2 separate regions of the Homo sapiens genome follow, and region 2 is linked to region 1. A link is an interaction called in ENCODE POLR2A ChIA-PET data of the cell type or tissue named here. Cell type or tissue: GM12878. All regions are shown on one strand.

Evidence for each region. ChIA-PET counts read pairs that join two places held together with the same protein. Peaks named below come from ENCODE experiments on the same cell type or tissue, not always from the same donor. Only the 100,000 strongest peaks of a DNase experiment are listed, where the experiment ranks them.
Region 2: POLR2A ChIA-PET joins it to region 1 with 7 read pairs; 5 of 35 experiments call an interaction of 5 or more read pairs at or near these places.

Annotation. Positions count from the first base shown.
Region 1 is chr6:156,792,126-156,800,125 of GRCh38, forward strand. All of the region lies in intron 1 of ARID1B (AT-rich interaction domain 1B), which reads left to right. Among named protein-coding and RNA genes, the nearest start is that of MIR4466, 16 kb to the left of the region's middle. In GM12878, no CTCF peak of the experiment used is centred here; a DNase peak (open chromatin) is centred at 3,006; H3K4me3 peaks cover 1,918 bases; H3K27ac peaks cover 1,671 bases.
Region 2 is chr6:156,971,639-156,979,638 of GRCh38, forward strand. All of the region lies in intron 4 of ARID1B (AT-rich interaction domain 1B), which reads left to right. Among named protein-coding and RNA genes, the nearest start is that of MIR4466, 200 kb to the left of the region's middle. In GM12878, no CTCF peak of the experiment used is centred here; DNase peaks (open chromatin) are centred at 3,282, 3,485 and 4,703; H3K4me3 peaks cover 1,330 bases; H3K27ac peaks cover 4,078 bases.

The DNA of each region.
Region 1 (8,000 bases):
TTTATTATAGCACTGTTATTTATGGCTCTTCTAAGTCTTTCTCTAAACCTACATTTCTTTATTTGAGAGGCAAGAATGAGAAGCAGCATATCCATAAGAGTTTTGCCAATCACTCCTGACTAGAATGACAAGCTGATTTCATGTTTCCCCAAGTATCAGTCCTATGCAGCCCCCCCTTTTTAAAAAACCATGCAAGGCCGGACCCAGTGGTTCAACACCTGTAATCCTAGCTCTTTGGGAAGCTGAGGTAGGAGAAGTGCTTGAGGCCAGGAGTCCAAGACCAGCCTGGGCAACATAGTGAGACTCATCATAGTGTAATGATGAATAAAAGTAATTAATAGCACATTTTTGGATTTTTATTAGACAAAGCTAGTTTTAAAGAACATTTATCTTTGCCTTGTTAATAAACATACTTGCAGTTAGTGTAAAATTCAGTATAAATAATAGTCATGGTGCTTGAGTAGGCTGATAGGACGAGATGCATAAGGAAGGTTGTCGTTATAAGAATAATGGGTCTGAAGTGGTACTCCAGCTAGTGTCTTAGCAAAAGGAGGGGTGCTTAGGGCAGTCTGAAATTTATGAGTGCTTTTGTATAGCTTTCAAAGCTGAGCTTTTCCTGTGTACATTAGGGTTTATGAAATATCGTGGGTCAGAGCATCCGTTACAGGCGCTGTGGGAGCTGTCATAGATACCTGGCTCTTTCCGTGGGTGTAAAATAGGTTTAGTCCTTAGGATGTCTGTGTAGGGAATGTGCTTAATGGATACGATAGACTATGGGGGAAGCAGAATTATCCTTTTATCCGAGGATGACTTGTTTCTTTTTAAATGAGGACAATGAAAAAAAAATTGGGGGAAGTATCTTATCACAGTCTTGTAGAATGTGGGGGCTTTCGTGGACTGCAGTTCGCATGGCAGGCATAAGGAGCGCTAATCCAGTGATGACAGCATCTTTATGCCTACCTGGGAAGATGCAGCAGCCAGCACAGCCCTAATATCAGATTAATACCGGGGTGGGGGCATGAGGCATGGCTGGCACCTGAGAAGGCAAAAGGGAATTCTGTGATTGGAGAAGAAGCAAGGCAGGTGTGTCATTAAGGTCAGGATGGCCAAGTGGAGAGTGGTCCTCCTGGTGCACACAGTGAAGGAGAGCAGCCAGCTGGGTGCAGAGGAGGCAGCAGAAATGTCAGGGTGTCCGTGAGTCAGCAGCTGAGCATTGTGGGATTTTTTTTCCTTTTCTTTGAGACAGGGTCTTACTCTGTTGCCCAGGCTAGTGGGCAGCGGTGAGGTCATGGCTCGACTTTCTGGGCTTAAGCAATCCTCCCAGCTCAGCCTCGTGAGTATCTGGGCCTACAGGCACATGCCACCATGCCTGCCTACTTTTCAAAATTTTTGCAGAGATGGGGTCTCACTGTGTTGCCCGGGCTGGTCTTGGACTCCTGGCCTCAAGCAGTTCTCCTGCCTCAGCTTCCCGAAGAGCTAGGATTATAGGTGTTGAACCACTGGGCCCGGCCTTGCATGGTTTTTCAAAAAGGGTGGGCTGCATAGGACTGATACTTGGGGAAACATGAAATCAGCCTGTCGTTCTAGTCAGGAGTGACTGGCAAAACTCTTATGGATATGCTGCTTCTCATTCTTGCCTCTCAAATAAAGAAATGGAGGTTTAGAGAAAGACTTAGAAGAGCCATAAATAACAGTGCTATAATAAAAAGCAATAGTAATAGTAATAATGACTACCATTAATGCACTCCTAGTATGTGTGCCAAGGCACATTGCACGTATTATCTGCAATCCTTTCAACAGTCTTGCAAAAGCATCATCATTATCTCTATTTTATAGACAAGGAAACTGGTAGAATTTAGAAATTTGTTCAATACCCTGGTTTTTCTGGTGCTAAAGCCTACATTCTTTCCACTAAACTAGTGGTTTTCAAACCCAGTTGTGCTTCAGAATCACCTAGGGAAGTAACCCCTGCCCCCAGGAACTCAGATGCCATCAGGCTCTGGAGTGGCCTGGAAGCCCACCTTTCTGTCTGTCAGTAGGGCCACTGAAGAGCAAGTGGTAACATTTAAAAAAAAAGACTTCTTTTTTGTTATTGCTAAGACATGTAAAATTGCATTCTTTTTTTTTTCTTTTCTTTTTTTGGAGACAGAGTCTTGCTCTGTCGCTCAGCCTAGAGTGCTGTGGCATGATCATAGCTCACTGCAACCTTGAATTCCTGGGCCCAAGCAATCCTCCCACCGCAGCCTCCTGAGTAGCTGGGACCACAGGCGCATGCTACAATGCCCAGCTAATTTTTAAATTCTTTGTAGAGATGGGGGTCTTGCTGTGTTGCCCAGGCTGGTCTCTTTACATTCTGGGCGGCTCAAGCAATCCTCCTGCCTTGGCCTGGGAGGCCTGGGAGTCTGGGCGTAGTCATTCACATGAACCATGGAGCCTGGCACATTCTTTTTTTTTTTTTTTTTTTTTTTTTTGAGACAATTTCACATCATCACCCAGGCTGGAGTGCAGTGGTGCGATCTTGGTTCACTGATGGCAACCTCTCTCTCCTGGGCTCAAGTGACTCCCACCTCAGCCTCCCAAGTAGCTGGAGTTAAGGCACGCACCACCACACCTGGCTAATTTTTGTTATTTTTTTGTAGAGACGGGGGTTTTGCCATGTTGCCCAGGCTGGTCTTGAATTCCTGAGCTCAAGTGATCCACTCACCTTGGTCTCCCAAAGTCTGGGATTACAGGCGTGAAGCCCTTCTGCACCTGGCCCACATTCTTATAATTCAGGAGCTTTTAGTGTATTTTGGCTCTGTAGTCATTATCAGACATAGAAGAGGCAAGAATTTGGGCTACAAGGGCTGGAGGGTGGCATTGGGATTTTCTGATCACATCACCAGACATTAATTTACATTTGTTCTTCAGGGAAACTCCCTACCATTATCTGGGTCGTTGCTCCCTACCACCGTCTGGGTCATTGCATAGTTACCCAGGGTGGCCGTGAACTAGTCAGCAGCCATTTAGAGGAAAGCCTGCTTGGCTTGGCTGGTTCAGGAGGCGGAGGCTGCTGCAGGGCCTGGGAAGGAGTAAGGCAGCACACGGTGGCTGTTAGGTCATTTGTGTTGGATGAAAGAGAGTTGGTGCACAGACTGGACGGTGTCTCAGATTCGCTGGGGTTTACGAGTCCAGAAATCCATGAGTCCGAGGAAGTGGGAAGAGAGAATAAGGGAAGGGAGGCCGGAAGGTAGGAGAGAAGGGGAAATCCAGGCAGCCGGATGAGAGATAATTTTAGAGTAAGAAACCAACAAAATATAATATTCATTATGTACCCAGATTGAAGTACTATGGTGCTAAAAGTTGTCAACCAAACACCAAAATTAGCATATCTAAAAATCATCAAGACGGTAATGCATAGTTAAAAGAACAGATGTAAGGCAGAAAACTCCTCCAGTTCTTCAGTGAGGTTATTTCATGACATAGAGTCTTGATTATTTCTGTCTTTGTAGCCACACGGTCATTTTGGAGCCAGATTCAGTGGTGTTAGGAGGTTGTGGAAAGCACTCAGCGGACACCTTCTTTCCCTCCCTCCCCAGGCTGCCCAGGCCTCCTCAGGTGTGGGAGGGCTCCCGAGACCCTCTGCGCCCTTCCTTCTCTTCCTTATTATTACTGTGCCTTATGGGTAAAGTACAGTACTGGGAAGTTTCTCTTTATGTCCCCAACTATTCCTCTCTTCTAATTGCCAATAAAACTACATCTCACAGCTTTTTAAAAAAAAATTCAGTTTAGCTCATAACCTTGTCTTAGACAAGGGGTGTAAGTTAAATTTCACGTAAGCGGTCCTGCTGGGGTTCCTGCGCGGTGGGAAAGCTCGGCACTGCTCTGCTCATGCCTGTTTGCGGTGGGAAAGCTCGGCGCTGCTCTGCTCATGCCTGTTGTCTGGGTTTTCAGCGTGTGTGCTCCTCATCTGCTTTCTCTCTAATTTGAGGCTGAGACTGTTTCCAAGTGGCATACCCCTGTAATTCTGTTTTTAGCTTAGAATTAAATGAAGTCTTTGCTGTCTCTTGTTTCCTATTTCATAATATTTCATCTTGCTTTATTGTTTATGGTAATGTATCACTATCAGGGTTATCATGGATTTCCAGTTTTTCAAGTTAAAGCTGACTGTGCCTAACCCATCTCAAGCAAATCAGTGGGCAGTTTATTTTTAAGAGCCCACAGGAAGAAAAAAACAACAAAATCTGTAACCTGCTTTTTAGGCTTTTGCCATGTGTCTGTAAGACTGGACCTTTACTTTTTTTTTTTTTTTTTAAACTTATGAAGGGACTGGGCATCTTCATGTCTTAGCAGCCACGTTTAAATCTCTGTCATTATGATGAAAGGTATCTTTTGCCTAGAAAGCTAACACCTGTCTACTTGTGTTATTTCTTTCAGGGAATTTCAGTAGTAATGTATCATTCATCTAGTGGTAAGATTTTCAGCAATGAGAACATTCTGAAGCAGCTGAGAAAGCCCTAATAAAATAACTGTCAGAATGCTCATGAGCTTCTCTCTGTTGGAGAAGAATCAAGCCATTTCCTCCTCTTCCAGGCATAGAGAATAGTTATCCTTTTTGCCATATTACAAGGACAGAGTGGAGAAGTTCGTCATGCAGCTGTGGGCGCAGGCTAGTGTGTGGGGCTGGGGGAAGCAGACAAGTGGTGAGATGGTGGGCTCTGCTAAGCCCTGGGGTGGGCGTAGGAGCAGAAGCCAGAGCCTGGGGCCTCTGAGTGAGTGGGCTCAGTGAGGGGCAGGCCCAGCCTCATGTGCTTTGAGGTCTTTGAGAGCCTCAGACACCAACCTGGTAGAAGAGGCATTTGGAGGGATGCCTTCCATACCCCAAGACCCTGGGAAAGGAGAGTGGTGAGTCAGGGTTGGGTGGGTGGGAGGCCTGAGTTGATTGCCAGCAGCTGCCAGATACCATGCCCCTTTGTGTATATACTTCCTTTATTCATCAAATAGCTGCTGCCGTCTACTCAGTTGCTGGGTATCTATTCAGTGCCTGCTGTGTGGCAGAGTGTTCTAGGGGCTGGGGATACCACAGTGACAAAACCTAGTCCCTACTTTCATAAGGCTTACCTTCCAGAGAAATTTAATCCCAGAGACAGCAGACCAACCACCCACATGGGGGTGCTGCCGTTTATTGTAGGGATGAACAGCAGTACAAGGGAATTCAAAATAATGGAACATTTTCAAAAATTGGTTTTAATGGAGCTGTAGATGAATATGCAGTAAAATCAGTTTGGAGAGGAGCTATCGCAGCTATTTCTCCAGTCTTTCAGATGCCCGGCCTGAGCCTCTTGTGCCATAGGACAGTTGTTAAATGTAGCATTTCCATTGCCCGTGGTTGAAATGACCAGTGGCAGCCCCGATGCCACCTTTATTTCCTCAAGGCTGGACAGAAGAACCTTGCAAGCGCAAGGTTCTTGACCTGACTCTATGGGAAGGAATCATACAGTGCTGGATTTTTTGAAGGTGTTCCTGCTTTTGGATCATCTCATGTACTTGGTGCCAGGCTGTGGTTTTGGATTTGGACGTGTTGGGTTGAGATGGTTTCCAGACAGCTCGATGGAGATGCTGGAGCAGAAGGAAAAGAGGGATGTGCAGTTGAGGCGGGCACAAGGGCCGCAGCCTGAGGTGCCAGCTGAGAGGCCAATGACACTGCCCTGCGGAGCACGTGCCTGGTGAGGAGAGGTGCCTGGGCGTTCTAGGGGGCACCAACCTTTAGGGATGAAGAGGAGCCACCCAGAGAGCCAGAAAGGGCGATGGAAAAGCTGAGGAGAGTTCCACAGGGGGCAGGAAGACATGCACAACTGAGGTGAGCACTGAGGAATGCCCAGTAAGCCTGGGGGCTGACATTGTGGTCATTTCGTCACTGGTGACCTTCAGAGGAGTGGTCGGGAAGGCGGCAGTTTGCAGTAGGTGGAGCGAGAGATGGATAGGAAGCCAGAAAAAGGCTCTGGACAGCTGGAAGAGGAGCGGGGTGTTTGATGTGTTGTTCTTTTGCTGGAAGAGGGTGGAGCGCCTGCGCCTGCCGCTCTGCTTTCTCTGCTGGGTGCTGTGCTGGTCGCTCCCTCCTGGGGCCCCTGCATGTCCACCCATCCTTCCTCCTCTCCGGTGGGCCTGGAGCTGCTCAGGGGAAGGCGGGAGCACGCCTGGCTCTTTGTGGCCCAGTGCCTGGGGTCGTGCCTGGCATGCGGTGGGGCTCAGATTATGCTGGTGGTGGTGATAGAGTTCCCTTAGCACTCCTAGGTGACAGGCTTTCCCCTCTGCATTTCACAGATTCTAAGGTAACGTACAACGAAGGGTGCATGCGCTTTGGCCAAGGCCATGTTACATGATGGTACCAGGAGTCAGCCCTGAGGCAGATGAACTCCAAAGCCTGTGCTGCCCTCGCTCCTTGTTGAGGGTGGAGAATATTTCACTACCTTTGTAGACTGAGGGGAAGATTATTTACAAATATTTCCAGAAGATTAGTTTTGTAATATATTGAACTACCAGTATATTTTGGATGCCTTTGATCTCTTTGGTAAACTGGATTGTCACCTTGATGTAGTGAGTCAGCTGGCTTGGTGGAGGCATCTCTGAGTGTCTGGAGAAACTTCATAGAGATTATTGCATTTGGGGAGTTAGTTTTGGTCATTGCCACTTGTGTGGCGAAAATCTTGGGTTAAAGCATGGTCAGCATGAGTAAATGTTGTTAATTGTACATTTTCTCTTTACCCCCTCTGAAACCTTATGTTTGAGAGCTGTCATTCAGGATTGGATACTAAAAAACTTGGCAGTTGTGAAATAGTTTTCTCTCTGTGTGTATAGGTTATTCTCTGATGTTAAAATGGCTAATGCTGCACAGGTGTGTATTTCCTACCATATATTTATAAAAAAACCACTCTTTAAATTTCAACTCGTGTACATGTCCCATCTCAAGTCTCAAGTATTACAGACTGTAGGTCAGATTCCCTCATGATATGTGGAACCTCAAAGGGAAATCAATTGTTTTGCTGTTGTAGTGAAATACTAAGTATTGAATAATTAATAATATAAAATAATTCATCAAATAATTTCTAGGTGCCAAGCACTGTGCTAAGAACTCTATATGCATTTTCTGTGAGGTAGGTTCTATTACTGTACTCATTTGAGGCACACATCTAGCGAGTGGCACAGCTGCAGTTTGCACTCAGGCATTCTGACCCCATTGCCTTTTCATATATGCTGTATTGCCTCTCAGGAGGGACTGGAATGAGTAGAGTTGGACAAGTGGTCTGAATTTACATTGTGAAAGGTGGCGTTATGATAGATTTTTTTTATTGCTTGCTTGCGCATTCACATCAGTTGATATATATATATTTGGACACGGAGTCTTGCTCTGTTGCACAGGCTGGAGTGCAGTGGTGCTATCTCCTCACTGCATCCTCAGCTTCCCAGGTTCAAGCGATTCTCCTGCCTCAGCCTCCCTTGTAGCTGGGATTACAGATGTGCACCACCATGCCTGGGTAATATTTGTATTTTTTAGTACAGATGGGGTTTCACCATGTTGGCAAGGCTGGTCTCGAACTCGTGACCTCAAGTGATCTGCCCGCCTCAGACTCCCAAAGTGTGAGGATTACAGGCATGAGCCACCACACCCGGCCTCAAATCATTTGATATTCTATGAAGATACTGGAAAAGCTGATGAAAGATCTTCCTTTCCCTCCAAGAGGATACCATTTGGTTAGAGAGACCTGTGAAACAGAATCATTGAAGAAGCTGCGCAGTAATAAGACTCCCAGCCAGCAGGTGAAATGAGTTTTCTTGTTTTCGGGGTCCTAGGTGACATGGCTCTAAGGTGCCCACCCGGAACCCTCACCCCCACCCCTGCCATGGAAAACACTTTTATTATACACATCCCTCCTGTCCCACCAGTTACAAAGCAGATTTGAACTGAAGCGTATTTCTTCTTTTGATGAGAATGTGAAAGGGGATCTTTGTACTTGGTTAGT
Region 2 (8,000 bases), 180 kb after region 1:
GGTGTCAGCCGGGGCTGTGATCTCATCTAGGGCTTGTGGGGGTTCCTCTTCCAAGCTCCTGTGGTTGCTGGCATAATTCATTTCCTTGCAGCTGTGGAGCTCATGGCACCTTGCTTCCTCAAGGCCAGCCAGAGAGTCTCTCTGATCCCTCTTTAAGGAGCTCTCCTGCTTAGAACGGGCCTACCCACGATAATTTCCTTTTCGATTAACTAATTAGGGGCCTTAATTATATCCTCAGAGTCCCTTGACCTTTGCTGTATAACATGGTTTAATGGTAGGATTGCTATCCCAACACATTTACGGGTCCTTCCTGCACTTGAGGCTCGAGCGCCCTAGTGTTTGTACCCAGAGCCAGGAATCCTGGGGGACATCACAGAATTCTGCCTACACACAGAGTGAGCATGGGCTGGGAAGGACATAGGTTTCTTAGTTCATATAGTTCTGTATTTAAACTTTTTAAAAATGGTATAATACATAAAGGTTAAAATAGTTCTTTTTATTTTACTTGGTATGAGATTCCCCCAGAATTCTCAAATGAAAATTACAAGACATAATTCTGGAAGGAATTTTAGTTAATGTATACTTAGTCACAATAGTCGTTCTCAAACAGTGTCAGGAGTGGACAATCAGAAATAAAGCAAATGGTCTAGGCTTGTGACCTTATTTAGCTGTGGGGCAGGGATTGGGGCCAGCCAAAGGCCCAGGGGTGTCCAGTGGTTGCATGGTGGCACCTGTGCTGAGGGCTGGACGAGCTGTCCACTTTATCCCTTCCCCTGTGCCCACAGCTTTTGCTTTTCTGAGTGTAAAATTGCACAGATCTACTTTATTAAGAATATTTATTTTAATTGGATTGTGTCACGTTGATGAAGGATTTTTCTTTAGTTACCAGTGGAAGATGAACATTTAGTAAGCATGTGAACATAAATTTGGATAGCATGGTTTGAAATCAGAACCATAAGCACGTAATGCTTTTCCATTATTATTGATTAAAATAGGAGGCTTCGTTTCTGTCTCACCTTTTCAGTTAAACCCTCATTCTCCCCTTGGTAATATGTGGGATTCAGGTGTCAGTCTTTTCCAGCCAGAGAGACCTGCAGGACTTAGAAATCAGACTGATTACAGTTCTGATGTTCCTCTTTAAAACAAGCCATGTGCTAACAAACCAACCACCAAAAAGGTGGTCACTTTTTAGAATTTTGCTTAAAATTTTCCAGTAAAAAGACATTTTAAACTTTCAGTTTCTTTGTATTTTGATTTTATTGAAAGAAATAAAGTTAAAAAGTCATTTCAAGTGATACTTTGGTTGGTATCTGTTAATAGTGCTGTTGAGGATAGTTAACACATGGTAGTTTAGTATGTTTCTCATTGTATTATATAAAACCATATATAGTAGTTTACAGAGTATAGACTATGTATAACAGACTAATAGTCTCACATCATATAAGCAAAAGCCTAAGACTTTGTGCCGTGCAGTACAGTAGGCACTAGCTACTTGTGGGTATTGTGCACTCAAAAACTGGCTAGTAATTAAGGGACTGAATTGTACATTTATTTTATTTTAACAAATTTTAGAAATCTAAATAGCTACATGTGGCAGTCATGTTGGCTCATATTGGACAGCACAGATTATAGAACCTTTTTTTTTATTTTTTGGTAACAGCGAGTTCTTTAGAACTGTGCTGGTGTACGCATACGTAGTTTATAAGTTCCTATCATGAAGCAGTAACTGTTAATAAATGATCTTTGACAGCCCTTCTGATTCTCAAATTCTGTGCCATATCGTTTGCTATAAATTACTTTTTAATGCATTTTAATAGCATATGTAGGGTTATTTTACTTGTGAGTTTCTAAGCTGCTCATCTTCTGCATGTCTTTTACTGCTATGCAATGAAAAACATTTTTGGTTATTGGTTTAAACAGAACTTAGTTTTTAAGCATCACAGAATTTCCATATCAGATGGGAGTTGGAGGCAAATGAAATAAATAAAAGAAAATTCTATATTAGTTTACTTTTTAGCCCTCCAAATCCTTCCTGCTCTCAGGAGAACTGAGACTTGATTTGTTTGTCTTGAAAGATGGAACCACAGGCAACGCCCCCACTGTGTCCCTGCCCCCACTTATTTTTGGTTCAGTTTGACTTACCAATTTATTTCAATATTTACCGAATTTATTTAAAAATTTCCTCAAAGACATTTATTGGCATATATCATTCTGATTGTGGTTTTTCCTTCTTCAAAACCTCTTGATTGTTCAGGTTAGATTTTATGTGACCTGAATAGAAGTTCTCTCTTTGTCTGAAAACTTTTTCCTTGTGGAATGGTTTTCTACAACATTTTGCTAGGCTAATTTAGGTGTGATTTCCCAAAGGGCATCTGACTTGAAAACATTATTCATTCAGGTCTGACAATGCCCAGGATTTTAGGAGAGAGAAAGAGAGAGACTAGGGAAGAAATGAAGTGAAAACTGTAGTTTAGTTTTGGATTTTGAGTTTTTACTATTTATATTTCATTTATATCTGTGTACATTTTATTTTTTTAATAGCCTGAATAAAGATGTGCAATTTAAACAAGTTCAGATTGCCTACAGTTCAGGATTTTTAAAACACGTAGATTATTTTGGGAGCTTTATCTTTATAAACCTTGTAATAACAAAACCACGTGAGTACCAGAATCATTTCTCTTACTTAGTTTCTTGCAAGGGAAGCATTATTGACTCTTCTTTTTGCAGCAAACCAACATTTAAAACACATTGAATGATAAATAAGAAATAATCTTGTTTGGTTAATGTACCTGAAAAGCCAATTGTGTAGAGGTAAAGAGGAAACTGTTGTAATTTTGTTTAAGATTGGAGAAGAAGAGAAAGGTTAAATTGTTCCTTGAAAACATAACGCAGAACCAAAAACCCCCACATGTACTCTCTGACATCTTCTTCACACAAGACATATTTTATATTAATGAAATTCAGATAATTAAAAATCCAAGTGTAGGCATAGAAAAATCTTTACTTTTTCTTAGATACTGGCAGAGTTGTTTTAACTCAGTGAGAAGCATCACATGGAACAATAGAATTTATTAGCTGTTTGTTAAATTGTTTTAGCTGCTACTAAAATATATGCTTTCACTTATCAGAACTTACTTTCAAGTTCCATTACATCCTTCACATGCAGTATATGAACTTTACAGCAGCACACACTGTCTCTCCCTTCTCTGCCTTTTTGCTGTTGTTGTCATACATTCAGTATCTCAATATTTTATAAACACCACTACACATATTTATTTTATCTACCATTTGATGGCCATTTGGGTTCTTTCCACTTTTCAGCTATTTTGAATAGTTCTGCCAGGAACAGTCATGTGTAGGTCTTTCTGTAGACATATTTTCAGTTCTCTTCAGTAGATACTTAGAAGTGGAATCTGCTGGGGGTGTGTGATTTTTGTGTAACATTTGAAGAAACTGCCACACTGTTTTCCAAATGACTGAACCATTTTACATTCTTATAAGCGGTGTTCCTCTCCACACCTCACCAGCACTTATCTTTTGTCTTTTGCATCGTGGCCATTTTTGTGGATGTGACTGGGGTTTTAATTTGCATTTTCCTAGTAATCAATGATGTGCATCTTTTAATGTGTGCATTGGCCATTTATACACCCTTTTTGGTGAAATGTCTATTCAAATATTTTGCCCATTTTAAAATTGGAGGAGTTTTGTCTTGAGTTTTAAGGGTTCTTTATATATCATGGATATGCATCTTTTATCATATATATGATTTGCAGATATTTTCTCACAGGCTGTGGTTTATCTTTTCACTTGCTTAAAAGGTGTCTTTTGAAGCAAAAAAATACCTTTAATTTTGCTGAAGTCCAACTTTACCATTTTTAAAAATCACTTGTGCTTTTGGTGCGAAACTGCCTCATTTTCAAAAGACATTTTTTTCCACCGGATATAGAATTTTAGTTTGACTGTATTTTTTTTTTCTTTTTTTTTTTTTTTTTCAGTTCCTTAAAGATACTGGTCCACTGTCTTCTGGCTTTCATTGTTTTGGCAAGAAGTCTTTTTAATTTTATTGTTCTTGATGTAATGTGTTTTTTTCTGACTCCTTTTAAGATTTTTCTCCTCTTCCCCCCATCTTTCCATGCCACCACAGTGGTGCATGTCACGAGCGTCCATGTGAAGAGACCACCAGGCAAGCTTTACGTGAACAGTAAAGCTTTTTTATTTCACCTGGGTGCAGGCGGGCTGAGTCCGAAGAGTCAGCAAAGGGTGATGGGATTATCATTAGTTCTTATAGGTTTGTGATAGGCGGTGGAGTTGGGAGCAGTTTTTTTGTGGGCAGGGGGAGGATCTTACAAAGTACCTTCTCAAGGGTGGAGCGGGTGTATCGTACAAAGTACATTCACAAGGACGGGGGAATATCATAAAGTACATAAGCGCAAGGGCTGGGAGGGGGTGTATTGTCACAAAGTCAATTGATCAGTCAGGGTGGGGCAGGAACAAATCACAATGGTGGAATGGCATCAGTTAAGGCAGGAACTGGCTATTTTCACTTTTGTGAATCTTCAGTTGCTTCAGGCCATCTGGATGTATATGTGCAGGTCACAGGGGATATGACGGCTTAACTTGGGCTCAGAGGCCTGACAGTGCACACGGATGTCCTGGCTGACATTCTCAAGAGCATCAACAATGCCGAAAAGAGGCAAACGCTAGGTGCTTTTTAAGCTGTGCTCCAAGGTCATTGCCCGTTTCTCACTGTGATGATGCAGCACGGATTATGCGGGGTGGAGTTGGGGGGACTTCCTGGGCCGGGGGACTTTTGCAAGAGACCCCGGTGACTCAGGATTTTGAGTTCTTAACCAGTCGAGTGAAGGATTCAAAATTAACCACTCCAAGGGAGGATTGAAAAAAGAACCACTCTCAGTGGACAAAAAGAAAGAAAGGGGAGAGGGTAACACAGGGATATAAGCCCTAGTCACCCGAGCCAGCAACGGCAACCCTTCTGGGTCCCCTTCCACCACGTGGAAGCTTTCCTTTCACTTTGTTCAGTAAACTGCGCTGCTGCTCACTCTCCTGGTCCGTGGACTCTTTTTAAGCTGTAACACTCACCGTGAAGGTCCGCAGCTTCATTCATCAAAGTTAGCGAGACCACAAACCCATCGGCAGGAAAAACTCCTAACTCAGTTACATTGGCAAATTTGAAATCATTGATGATCACAGAGCTGGGAAAATTGTTGTGAACCTCACAGGCGGGCTAAACAAGTGTGGAGTGATCAGCCTCAGATTTGATGTGCAACTCAAAGATCTAGAAAAATGGCAGAATAATCTGCTTCCATCCTGCCAGTTTGGTTTCATTGCACTGACAACCTCGGCTGGCATCATGGACCATAAGGAAGCAAGATGAAAACACACAGCAGGGAAAATCCTGGAATTCTTTTTCTAGGGATGTAATACATATTTACAAAAAAAAAAAAAAAAAGATTTTTCTCTCTCCTTGGTTTTAAGAAATTTAATTATGATGGGACTGGTGTGGTTTTCTTTGTGTGTCTTTTGGTTGTGTTTTATTGACTTTCATATCTGTAGATTTACAGTTTTTATCAAATTTGGAAAAAATTCAAGTCAGTTTTTTTCTTCAGATATTTATCCTGTCTCCTCTTTTTTTTTTTTTTTAAACAGCAGCTCTAACTAAATATATATATTAGACCTACCCTGAAGTCTCTTTCTCTTTGTGTTTTATTTTTCCTTTGTGGGCTGTGTCTTCAATTTCAGGCTTATTCGTTTTCATTTAAAAATTACCATTAAATCTATCCAGTGAAAAAGTGAAAATGTATTTTTTACATGCATCATTAAAGTTTATAGCTTTAGAAGTTCAATTTGGGTTATTTGATTTGGTTTCCATATCTCTACCTTAAGATGCACATTTTTTCTATATTTTTTGAACATGTGGAATATAGTTACACTAATTTAATATTGTTGACTTTCAGTTCCATTGTCTTTGTTGTTCTGTGTACATTTCAATTGACTGATTTTTCTCTTCATTTGGGGTCTTTTGTTTTTGTTTGCTTTTGTTTTTGTTTGCTTCTTTGCTTTCTGGTAATTTTTATTGTGTGCCAGACATTGTGAATTTTACCTTGTTGATGACTGGGTATCTTTCTTTTTATTCCTATAAACATCCTTGAACTTTAGTCTGGGACCCAGGCATATTACTTGGAAACAGCTTGATCCTTTTGGGTCTTACTTTAAGCTTTGGGAGGTGGGACAGGGTAAGCAGGGTCTGCACTGATTCTGCCCACTTTTCGGGCAGATTCCTCCCAAGGGCTCTGCGTGGTTTTCCCTCTCTGGCGGGTGGGAGCAGGAACTCTTCTGTGTGAGCCCTGAGGATTCTTCTTCTAATCCTTTTGGGTGCTTCTTTCCCCATCCTCACGTGGTTTCTTCACACACACAGGCTGAACGTGACTCTGCCGAGTATGGGAGGGAAGACTGCCAATACCAGGAGCGTTCTTGTTGGGTGGCTTTCCCTGTCTCTTACGCTTCCCTGAAAACACCATCCTCTTATTGACCTCTGATTCCCAGCTCCATTTCCAGACTCTGCCTGGTTTCTGCTCCCAGCACCTTGGCCTGGAAATGTGTTCCAGGCAGTTTGCTGGGGCAGTCAGAGGGTTCACCTGGTTTGTTTCCCATCTCTCAGGGACCAAGATCCTTGTTGATGGTCAGTGTTTTGAAAATGATTGCACCACAGATCTTGTCCAGATTTTTATTTCTATTTTTTAAGGGGGAAATAAATGCAGTCCCTGTGACAGGAATGAATATTAGGAGAATAGAATCTAACAAAAGGGAAACAGGATTTTGATTTCTTCATAGCTGTTATGGACAGAATTTGTGTATCTTCCTTGAGTTTTGTTGAATAAACATATGGAAGTCCCTTTATACAGTGTAGAATCCATCTCATCACCATGAAAACCTTTGTTCTTGTGTGATATAAATTATTAGAGACTGTTTTGTGTCGTTATACAGAAGTTATTTTTAGTATGTTGTTTTGTTAGGTGGGTCTTTACTTAAAATCTCATTTAGTTTCATGGTAGAGTATCTTTGTTAGTATGATTCAAAAGAGAATATAATTTGGGGTTTTATTAGTGTAAAAAGAATTACCATAAACTTTACTTTCCAGTAGACTATATTTAAATGTGATATATTACTTTTTCTAGCCACATACTCTTTTAGCCTTCAATATAGCAGAATCAAAGTATGTTATTCCATTTGTTCCAAATTTCTCTCCATTTTCTATCCAGATGGCTGCTGACTCAAATGTATATGATAATACATTTACATTTTTTCAGTTAAGGCTGATAAATCCATTTTAATGCTATTGAATTGCTTAATGAATAAAAGATTTAAATGTGTCGTCAGTGCTTATGTTTCTGTAAAGTGAAGTATCCTGAAAGCGCTAGTAGTGCTGATAAAGTTTCCAGATTGTGATTTAAGAACTTTTCTGTTTTGCAGTTCTGTTATTACTGTTTCTATACTTACCAGGTGACAGAGTCATTTGAAAGTTCTCAGTTGACAAGGATCTCAACCTTGCAAAGAATATATATATTGTGCATGTAATACAGTACAAATCTAAAGTAACTGCTGAGATGCCTAGGTGGAAACTTACCTTTCTAGGTCAGGTTCCAGTGAATCTTGTTTTCCTTATTCAGAATATGGTGTTAGGTGAACTGACTCAGCTTTAAACTCTTCATATCCTGCCATGGGGAGAAATTACCTGCCCCAGTGATGAGTTTGGGAGGACAGGACAATGCTGTTTATATTCCTTGCTGCTGTGGGAGTATTGGAAATTACTACTTGATCTACCTGAATTTGAGCTTGGCAGTGGTCCAGGGACATTAGTGATTTGCATGAAATATAAACATGAATTATTTGAATCAGCTGTTGCTGTTTTTTTTTTTTGAGACAAAGTCTCGCTCTGTCGCCAGGCTGGAGTGCAGTGGCTCCATCTCAGCCCATTGCAA